4 separate regions of the Mus musculus genome follow, and all the other regions are linked to region 4. The links are chromatin loops, found by intact Hi-C in ENCODE. Cell type or tissue: gastrocnemius. All regions are shown on one strand.

Region 1 (2,500 bases), 73 kb after region 4:
TCAGATAAAAAAATATTTCCATTATTTCCACAAATTCCTCGTATCTTCATGTCCTTCAGTTGCTGGCCACCATGAAACTGACCTGTTTTCCTTGTTTATTAATTTGATTTCTGAGTTTTACTAAATTGAATCACACAGTAAGTAGCCTTGCAGTTAGACTTATAATGCTTTAAAAATCACTAGTCTGTTCCTTTGTTTCTTAGCAGTGCCCTATTGTATAAATCAGCCAGAGAATGATTTGTTTGTTTTTTTTTTGTTTAGTTTATGGCAATTTTGTCTATAACTGCTAAAACATACACATACAGATGTTTGTGGTGGCCTATACCTTCATTTCTCATTACACATATTTTTAAGAAACTATCCAACACTTTTTAAGTTGGCTGTTCCATTGTCACAAGAAGCTATTCTACAACCTCAGCAGAGGGTATCAGCAGTTGCTTTCTTTCCTTTAGCCATTCCAACGAGAATGTGGTATCCAGACCTTTTGCCTATATTTCTATCAGGCTACTGGGGGATGCTCTGAGTATTAGCATCTCATTTGTGTGAGTGCCTGGCTTATAGATACCATGGCAGGGATTCCCTTAGGATGCAGAGGTGAGAAGGTCTGGATGGGCCCAAGACATATGTGCAGGAATGGAAGTTTGCAATGGGATGCTATTGGTGTCATGGTCTTCTTGACAATAGCTTTTCATGTAAAATCACTGAAAGAACCTGCATACCTGAAAAGCCTTCTCCCGTGGGCCTATGTGGCAGGCACCCTCTGCCTTACAGAAACTCAGTGAAAGACTGAAGTCAAAGGAATAACCATAAAGGGTTATGCAGTCATTGTCTTACAAGAAGATGTTTAAAACCATTGATGACTGTACTTAGACAAATGTTAAGACACAAGTACATAAAATAGAAAGATGTAGGATCCTTTAGCTTGAAGACAGAAAGGTATACTATCAGATATGGTGGGGTATATGAGATAGGATTTCCCTAAGCTTATACAGAGAGGAAACATGCTCACAGACACTGAGGAATTTTCACTGATTTCTTGGATATATAGAGCATCACATTTCTAAGTCCATAGACATGGCAATGGAAAAATATAAAGGAAGCAGTCAGTTTCTGTCTCGCCTCACAGAAACACATCTTTGTTGTGAATGCACAATGCTACTATCCCTTCCCAAGAGACAGCTGGTTAGTTGTAGCAGCATTATCTGAATCATGAGGTCCTGACCCAGACACACTTTTGTCTGTCCCATTCCAATCTTGTTATTTTTTTCCAAGTGTGCATTTGTTTATATATTTTCTGTCCTTGTTTTGGATATTGCTCTACTTTCCAATATAAAGCTTTCTCTTACCATTCATGTATACAGAGACATGCACACACATATGAGTATATATGTACATGTCTATATATATGTGTATGTGTCTAATACAACTACTGTACATCCTAGGGAATTCGATCATCTCCATTCCGGATGAAGCATTTAATGGATTACCAAATTTGGAAAGACTTGATCTGAGCAGAAATAATATCACTTCTTCGGGCATAGGTCCAAAAGCATTCAAGGTACATACTTCCATTAGTATGTAGCAATATGACTCCTATTGGTTGTGGTTGGAGGTGGGGAAGGAAAAAAAAATGAGCAGAAAGGCTTTTATTGCTAATCTTCTTCTACATGAAGTTTCTTCTCTGATGTCCTTAGGTTATGGCAGCTTCTCTCTCGATTAGCTTTGTTGCTTTACATATGTTAACCTTATGAGATGACAGTAACAGTAAGATCAGACATAACTAATGTTTTGAATCTAAGGACTAGCTTCTTTTTAGTAGGGCAAGATTCACTGAAACCTGGTCTCTCAGCATGTAAAGAACTGTCCAGTAAGTAATAAGGGTGAGTTTATCTAGAGCCTCTATTAAAATGGTTAGGCCAGTAAAATGAAGCTTTCTTACTTTTGCACAGTGGACTGAATATGGTGGAAAATATTTTGGCAGGGAAAGTTAAAAAAAAAAAAGCATTCACGTGTATGAAAACCAGCACTAGATAGACGAGGAAACAGAGTGGAAGAGAAAGGACAGCAAATATTCAAAGGTAACCTTTGAAGAAAACAGATTTGACTGAACAATTCTTTTGCAAAACGAGAAAATACTGAAAGCTCAAGGAATTTCAGGTGAAAAAATAGAGAGGCAAAGTTGGTGTGCATAAAAGAGAACACTTATTTTATATGTGTAAAGTTTTAAGTAAAGCACACTGTTTGTCATTAGGTTAAATTTTCACCTATTGAATAATGGCCACGGCCCTTCATCTGCCCTGGAAACAAATGACTGGCCACTTTCCTAGTTCTCTGGGAGTCTAGACAGGCAGATGAGGGGACTCCCCAGTACCTGCTTCATATTCTCTTTCCCTCTGATCAAATAACAGTTGGCATAGAGGGTCATAGATTTATCCTATAATTGAGTAAGAGAAATGTCATAGATTATCTGCTTCTTGGTTTGGGGCTCTTTGTCCTGGTG
Region 2 (2,500 bases), 65 kb after region 4:
TATGTAACTGCAGTAATAGAGGTGGGGACCTAAGGCTCCCTGACACCCAATGGCTAGACAGTCTGGCCTAATTGTTAAGCCTGAGGTCAATGAAAGACCTTGTAGCGAAGAAAGTGAACTGCATTTCTGAGGAGGACATTGAGGTGGTCCTCTGATGCCCATGTGCCTGTATGCATACTCCTCCTCATGGAAAGCTTCACTTTCCTTAAAAACAAGAAAAGTTCAGGGCTAGAGAAATGGCTCAGTGGGTAAAGAGCTTACGGCAAAATCAAGACAATTTCGATTTCACAGCTGTAACTGTGGTGCTGGGTGGGGCTGGGGTGGAGACAGGCAGATCTCTAGATGCTGGCAAGCCAGGAAGGTCAACCAGTGAGCTCTCGGTTCAGAGTGAGGAAGTCACCTGGTGTTGACCTCTTGCTTTGATATGCACAGGTACACAAGCAAGTGTCCTGTTTCATAGCTACTTTTATGAACGATAACCATGCATTGCTCCCCAGCAAAGAAAATAAGTGATGAAAGTGTCAGAAGAGGTGTGGGTGATACCCATAGAACACCCTAGGAGACAGAGACTGATCAAACTCTAGTACTTGGGGGTCCAGGGGGTTTGTTGCTGTGGACATTGCCATTTCCTGTAATTTTCTTTTTACTGGAACACAGTCACAGTCACCCAACATCTATGGATGATTCCAGACTACATAGTAAAACTAAATAGCTAAGACAGAAAAATAATCTATAAAGGGTTAGGTATTTACTATTTGACCCTTTATAGAAAAACCTTGCTCACGCCTGGTCTAGAGAGACAGATATTCCAAACTTTGACTCAGCAATAAACTGCAGGATCCAGACCACACATCACACTGCTGTTGCTCCTCAAAGACTTTCGCAGCCTCCCAAAGACAACAAAGTCAACTTCTGGAACTAAGAATGGAGTTACTAATAACTTTAAATTTTTTCCTTTTAGAAGTTCTTGGTGGAAAAAAAAAATCAAGCATGAAGCTAGCAGTGTTGTTTTGTTTCATTCTGCTTATTGTTCTTCAAACTGATTGTGAACGAGGTACTAGGAGGCAAAGGAGAAGGATGCATCAGAGAAGACTCAGGAAAAGCTCTTCATTCCACCTCAGAGCCAACAGGCAGCTTGAAGTTCAGCAAACCACTGCTGCTCCAGATGCTAGACTACCCACTGCCAACTCTGATTACAGTGTGGAAGAAAACATAGAATCGCTTCTAAGTAATCTTGGAGTAGAATCAAGTTACAGTGTTTTACCAGGTAAGAGAATGTGTGAGGGAGAAAATGTCTCCATGAGCTAAACTATATAGGAAAAACAGAATAAAGTTTTATGCTACCTTCTGATATATAAACACAAAATTAAAAAGAATTGTAAAAAGTATTCAAGGAACATACTTATACAAAATTATTGGAAAAGGTCAAGTGATCATATTCACAACACAAACAATGTACATGTCAATCAGTAAAACGCCTTTCACTTATTAAGACATTGTCTAGAGTGGAAGCAATCAAATAACTTTGACCCAGGGGTATTTAATCGTTTGTTTGCTTTTTGCTTTTTTGAGCCAGGTTTCTCTGTATAGCCCTGGCTGTCCTGAAACTTGCTCTGTAGACCAGGCTGGTCTTAAACTCAAGAGATCCACCTGCCTCTGCCTTCCGAGTGCTGGGATTAAAGGCGTGTGCCACCACCCCATGCCTGGCTTCTATTTAAATATTTTCAAGATAAAGCTTTGTTAAGTAAAAATGGAATGAAACCACTAAATTTATTTTACACAGAATACTGACTTTTTAAAGGATGAAAAGACTGGAAATTCTGCCACAGTTCTCAAGTAATTATTTTTTGAAACTAGTATTTAATGATTAGTGATTTTCTAAGTTTGGAAGAAAAAATGCAAACATAATATAGGTATGTTACCATTAAAGAAAACCTTGACATATAGAATAAAATATCACTATATCCTTATTTCATAACTCTTATTCTTTCATGAAGTTAACAGAAATAACAAAATTATATGAAAAAAGGGGAAATTAGGCTATATTTGCTAAAAACCTAAAGGACATGTGTCCAGTAAGCGCTAAGGAATAATAAAGACAATTAACTGAAAGTTACTTAAACTATAAAAGGAAATGAAAAGCCCCCAAACTAACATGCATAATATGATTTCACCTTCTTAATATTTTAACATTCATTTAAATTTTTATTACTTGTGTGTACATATTTGTATGTGTGGGTGCCACATGCCAAAGCACACATGTAAAGGTCAAACAATGCCCTAAGAAGTCAATTTTCTCCTTCCACAGTTTGTGCCATTCTTGTTGGCACAAACATAACTTTTTATGAAATGGACTATTTTATTTATTAAAAAAAATACTTAGGGACTGGAGAGATGGCTCAGTGGTTAAGAGCCCTTGATGTTTTTCTATAAAAACAAGGTTCAGTCCCTAGCACCCATGAAGTAGTTAACAACAATGTATAACTCTAGTTTTAGAGGA
Region 3 (2,500 bases), 110 kb after region 4:
ACAAAAACAAAACAACAACAACAACCACCAAACCCAACCAAACCCATCTTAACAAACAAACCAATCTAAGATAGTTATGTGTAATTACTTTATGTCAACTTAAAACACCATGAAAAAAATCGGGGAGCACCTCAGGAATGACATCCAAGAGTAACCTCTGGCCTCCATGAATGCGTGCACACGCACCCAAACTGTTTGAGAGGTAACAAAATGGCAAACACAAATACCCTTAATTATGTAAAAAGTTCTTTCCCCCTGCTGCATTATTATTATAAATGGACAAACCATCATGCTTATGGTACAGTGGAAAGTAATGTCATCAACTCAGTTGGTTCAAAAGAAAGAAACAAAAAATAAAGACTTGCTATATATTCCAGTTTACAAAATTAAAAGCAGTGTTTTCCTGAGGTCTACAGAAAGAAGATACACACAAGTAGGTATAATGAGTGGAAATATGAATACTGAAGAGCACACTTCTCCAATATTCTTCAGAGGTATCCTCTGTGGTGAGTTTCCATAACTGATTTGTGCTAAATCATGTCATTTCTTTCACAGAAATGAGTGCAAACCCTCTTGAGAACAACGGGATAGAACCAGGGGCATTTGAAGGGGTGACAGTATTCCATATCAGGATCGCTGAAGCAAAACTAACCTCAATTCCAAAAGGTTTGTATTTATTTTACTCAAAATATGGTGTTTTAAAAAACATCTTTTCCCTGTCTTGAAAAACAAACAAAAGGACAATCTTTCAATAAGTAAACATTGTTATATATTATCTGACATTAATTCCTCAGATGTAAAATACTACAGTCTACACTGTCAGAACTATCTACAGTCAGAGGTCCCAGGGCCAGCGTATCTGACCAGTATGACATTTAATACTTTTCCCCATACAGAGAGGAATACATAGTGATCTTTTTGACATTAAACCATAATCTTTTTTTCCCAGTAAGAACAAACACTAAAAAGCAATGATATTTCTATTTTTCTTCTTTTTTTTTCTGACATTTATTCTTCTAAACCTCTATAGAGGTGGAAAATTCTGTAAACAGCAGAGTAGGTTGAATGGGGAAAGAACCTTATCACTAGCTGTGCTGCTATGGCTGAGGGGGACAGAGACTGTGAGGCCAGATGGGGGCAGCACTGGCTTTGGCACGAAGAATTTGTCAGTCTCAAAGAGCTGAGACATCTTCCCAGGGGTATAGTGAAGATTAGCATGCTAATACAGTGAAAGGCTTGAAGACTCTGTGGCACACAGTACATATCAACAACCTTACTAAAAGGAGCCCAGAACCTTCCGTCCTGATTCATAGGACTGAAGCAGGAACTCAAAGAAAAAATGTTCCTTCACTGTGCTAGATTGTCTTACTTCTGAACTTGTTACCTGATGTTTTCTGTGTTGATGACTATCTGGATCAGAAATAACCCACATCAATACCATTTGTTTCAATATCAGTATCTACCAATAAAAACAACAACCTATCCCTTTCTACTACTCTGATTCAAAGTAAACAAAACAAAGAGTACAGGATAGGGAATATGATATTTTAAATACAAATGAATTTATATGGAACTGGAAAGATGGCTCAGCAGCGCTCAGAGCACTGGCTGTTCTTTCCGAGAACCCAGGTTTAATTCTTAGCTGCCCACAAGACTGATCACAACCCCATTCTGACTTCCCCAGATAGAAATACATGCAGCAAAACCTATAGATATAAAATTAAATTATCAAGGGAATTGTACTGGCTGGTTTTGTTTGTCAACTTGACACAAGCTGGTGTTATCACAGAGAAAGGAGGCTCCCTTGAGGAAATGCTTCCATGAGATCCAGTTATAAGGCATTTTTTTCAATTAGTGATCAAGGGCGGGAGGGCACTGTGGGTGGTGCTATACCTGGGCTGGTAGTCCTGGGTTCTATAGGAGAGCAAGCTGAGTAAGCCAGGGGAACCAATCCAATAAGCAGCATCCCTCTATGGCCTCTGCATAAGTTCCTGCCTCCAGGTTCCTTGTTTGGTCATGTTTGGTGGTTGTCTCTTGGAGGCCTGCTCTTTCCTGAGAAGAAATGGAGAGGGAGTGGGTCTGGGGGTGAGAGGAGGTGAGTGGGGAGTGGAGAGAAGGGAAACTTTGGTCAGAATGTATTCTGTAAGAGAAGAATCTATTTCAAGAGAGAGAGAGAGAAAGAGAAAGAGAGAGAGAGAGAGAGAGAGAGAGAGAGAGAGAGAGAGAGAAAGAGAGAGAGAATGTAAAATCCTAAGTGAGGATCCATGGCTTCAGAATGGCGATTATAACTGTATAGAAATTCACTGAAATATGTAAAGTTTGGAACCAACTGTTTATTTGAATGATCACCATTATCTAGTTATGTGATGTTTCTATTTGCATGTTCATTGCAATTAAATAATTTTATTTAATATTAAAAAATTAAAGTATCTTTTCACTTTTTTGAAAGATAAAGTAAAAATGGGGAGATCTCAGGAAAGAACTAGTTTAATTCATATCT
Region 4 (2,500 bases):
GGGCTAATATCCACTTATCAGTGAGTACATATTGTGAGAGTTCCTTTGTGATTGGGTTACCTCACTCGTCTCCTGCTATCTTGACCCAGGGCATGTTATGTGGCTGCGAATGTCTAGCTGGAGTGCTGCTTGAGTATACATTGTTCCCTCTCCCGTTTTTGCCTTTAGTGGATTCTGAGAGATGGTCAGGGATGTCAGGCTCGGTTGAGAAGGCACTGTACACATCATTGTGAGTGCATGAGTGAAGGATGGAGCTTTGCTTCTTCATCTGTCCCAGAGGGGACGGATGGGACCTTGCCAAGGTCCTAACCACAGTCCATGGCTCTGTATGTTTAGCTTTTCCTGTGGCAGCCAGATCTTGCCCCTGTGTGGACTTAATGTTTTTTGACTCTGGAAACCCCAATTGGTCTATGAGGGTTTGAGAATGTCTGAATGGTTTTCTTGTAGTTCTGACCTTTATCTCATGTAGGATTACCGTTAATTTTAAATATAAAGTGACTTCTAGGGCATGTGATGGAGTTAAAGGGTATTCTGAGTTGGTGTTTGGACAGACCAGGGCCAAAGGGAGAGACGCTGTCTCTATCTTTTGTGTGTGTGTGTGTGTGTGTGTGTGTGTGTGTGTGTGTGTGTGTGTAGAGCCACTGGGTCCTGAGGGTGGTCTGAGGTCAGTCAGCCTTGCTCCTTTGTGAGGTGTGCAAATCTGCCTCAGTGCTAGGCTGGAGCCTGTAGGCCTCGTCGTGCTGCCCAGAGTGAGCTCTGCTGTCTGTGCAGGCCTGGGTCTCCCTCCACAGTCTTCAAGAGTTGATAATAAACCTGCTCTCGTTCTCCCCTGATGTTCTTGGTAGGAAAAAACACCTCAGAGCACTCGGGGTTACCGAAGGGCTGTCTTCTGTACAAAACCCTCCAGGTGCAGATGTTGGACCAGCTGGACATCGAAGGCCTCTACCCTCTGTACAAACGGGTTGAGCAATACCTGGAGGAGTTTCCTGAGGAGAGGTGAGGCTGGCACCAGAGGAAGCTATGAGGCTAGGCTAGGCTGGGATCAAGGTTGCCTGACTCCAGAACAAAACAGCTCCTAGAACCTGGCTCTAGGAGGTGCCTACAACCAGCTCTGTCCAGGAAGTCCCTTGTTTGGGTGTGCCAGGGTCTCTGAGATTCATGGTCACTAAGACACTAGAAATAAAGCATGTATGAATGCAACCATTCTGATATCCTATGTCAGGGCCTGGCCTGTAGAGGGCAGTGTTGTCCCACAGGCTGCTTCTGGAACACTGACATAGTGTAGCTCCTTAGCCGTCTCTGCCACGCTTAGGGCCTGCACTATCTCACGGGCAGGGTTCTTTTTGTACATCATTGGCCTTTTCTTGGTGAACAGCTTAAGCTGAGCCGCAGCCTCCTGCAGCCCTGGGTTTTGTGGAAGATCTTGATGTTGCAGAATCAGGCTTAATGAGAGAAAGCAGTAGATCTTTTCGGTGCCTTTCAAACAATGTGATTGTTGGGCTACGTTGTGTGATACAGAACATATTTGTGACTGAAAGTACTTAGAGCTTTGTCACCCTGCTGATTTGGTTTTGGTGCTTTTTCTTCAGGAAAACATTACAGATAGATGGGCCTTATGATGAAGTATTTTACCAGAAACTGCTTGATCTGTCCACTGAGGATGATGGGACAGTGGCCTTTGCATTAACAAAGGTGAGTAGACCCATTGAGAAGCCCCATGTCTTCCTGAGAGTTTCCCTACTCTCCCCTTCACAGCAGTGGCAGCCCAGAACTTAGATCTAAAGCAGAGAAGGCTGCACTGTTTCTTGGGGGGGGGGGGGGGGGGGCAGGTGACCATAATACAGGGCCCACGTGGAATTTCTCTTGGTCCTAACAGGCCAGACGCAGGCCTTGGTGCTTGGTGGCCCTGGGCCTCATCTTTTAGATCCTGTTGACTGTCTTCCTTGGCTGAAATAATTCCATTGGGAACATAAAAAAAAGTTCTGGTGCCTAGGAAGTGGCTCTGAGATGGGCTGCTGGGTAGTCAGGTTTTCATGTCAGATGTACCTAGAGAAATGAGGACCTGTGCTCGCCCTAGAACTGTACAAAGACGTTCACAGTGCTCTGTTGCTGAGGTAAGAACTATTGTAACCCCCGTGTTGTCAGCATGTGACTGTACTAGGTTAGAAATCACATTTGCAACTCCACCGCATTTGTTGCATGGATAGATCAGGGGAGTACTTCTGACCAACAGAACAGTTCTCAAAGGGTCCAGTGATGACTGTGTGTGCAGAGCACTCTTTGAAAATGACATGGATTGCTTGTTCCTAGGGTTTGGGAAGGGGAGATACTTGTGGAAGTTCAGAGTCTCCGTGGTAATGGCAAGCCATTATATGTGGACGTGGAGGATGTAACAGGACATGTCAGAGTCATGCTCATTTCCCATCATGATGCTACTGTGTAGTTTTGAGATGTTGCTGGGAACTGGACACAAAGCCTGAGAACGTGTTAGAATGTGGAG

Evidence for each region. Peaks named below come from ENCODE experiments on the same cell type or tissue, not always from the same donor. Only the 100,000 strongest peaks of a DNase experiment are listed, where the experiment ranks them.
Region 1: a loop joins it to region 4, with 2.4 times the contacts of the local background. A loop is called at or near these places in 6 of 42 quality-filtered maps.
Region 2: it touches region 4 in a loop (2.3-fold over the local background); 6 of 42 quality-filtered maps call a loop at or near these places.
Region 3: it touches region 4 in a loop (3-fold over the local background); 4 of 42 quality-filtered maps call a loop at or near these places.

What each region holds. Positions count from the first base shown.
Region 1 is chr13:49,521,334-49,523,833 of GRCm38, forward strand. The region is part of intron 5 of Cenpp (centromere protein P); the gene reads right to left. It overlaps Ecm2 (extracellular matrix protein 2, female organ and adipocyte specific), which reads left to right. Exons shown (of 10, transcript NM_001012324.3): 5 at 1,443-1,558. Among named protein-coding and RNA genes, the nearest start is that of Ecm2, 18 kb to the left of the region's middle. In gastrocnemius, no CTCF peak of the experiment used is centred here; no DNase peak of the experiment used is centred here.
Region 2 is chr13:49,513,833-49,516,332 of GRCm38, forward strand. The region is part of intron 5 of Cenpp (centromere protein P); the gene reads right to left. It overlaps Ecm2 (extracellular matrix protein 2, female organ and adipocyte specific), which reads left to right. Exons shown (of 10, transcript NM_001012324.3): 2 at 962-1,267. The coding sequence starts at 991. Among named protein-coding and RNA genes, the nearest start is that of Ecm2, 10 kb to the left of the region's middle. In gastrocnemius, no CTCF peak of the experiment used is centred here; no DNase peak of the experiment used is centred here; H3K4me3 peaks cover 174 bases; H3K27ac peaks cover 1,640 bases.
Region 3 is chr13:49,558,236-49,560,735 of GRCm38, forward strand. The region is part of intron 5 of Cenpp (centromere protein P); the gene reads right to left. It overlaps Aspn (asporin), which reads left to right. Exons shown (of 8, transcript NM_025711.3): 5 at 556-666. Among named protein-coding and RNA genes, the nearest start is that of Aspn, 15 kb to the left of the region's middle. In gastrocnemius, a CTCF peak has its summit at 1,118 (motif pointing right); a DNase peak (open chromatin) is centred at 1,145.
Region 4 is chr13:49,448,392-49,450,891 of GRCm38, forward strand. It overlaps Ippk (inositol 1,3,4,5,6-pentakisphosphate 2-kinase), which reads left to right. Exons shown (of 13, transcript NM_199056.4): 10 at 846-996; 11 at 1,590-1,692. Among named protein-coding and RNA genes, the nearest start is that of Ippk, 28 kb to the left of the region's middle. In gastrocnemius, no CTCF peak of the experiment used is centred here; a DNase peak (open chromatin) is centred at 1,248; H3K27ac peaks cover 1,647 bases.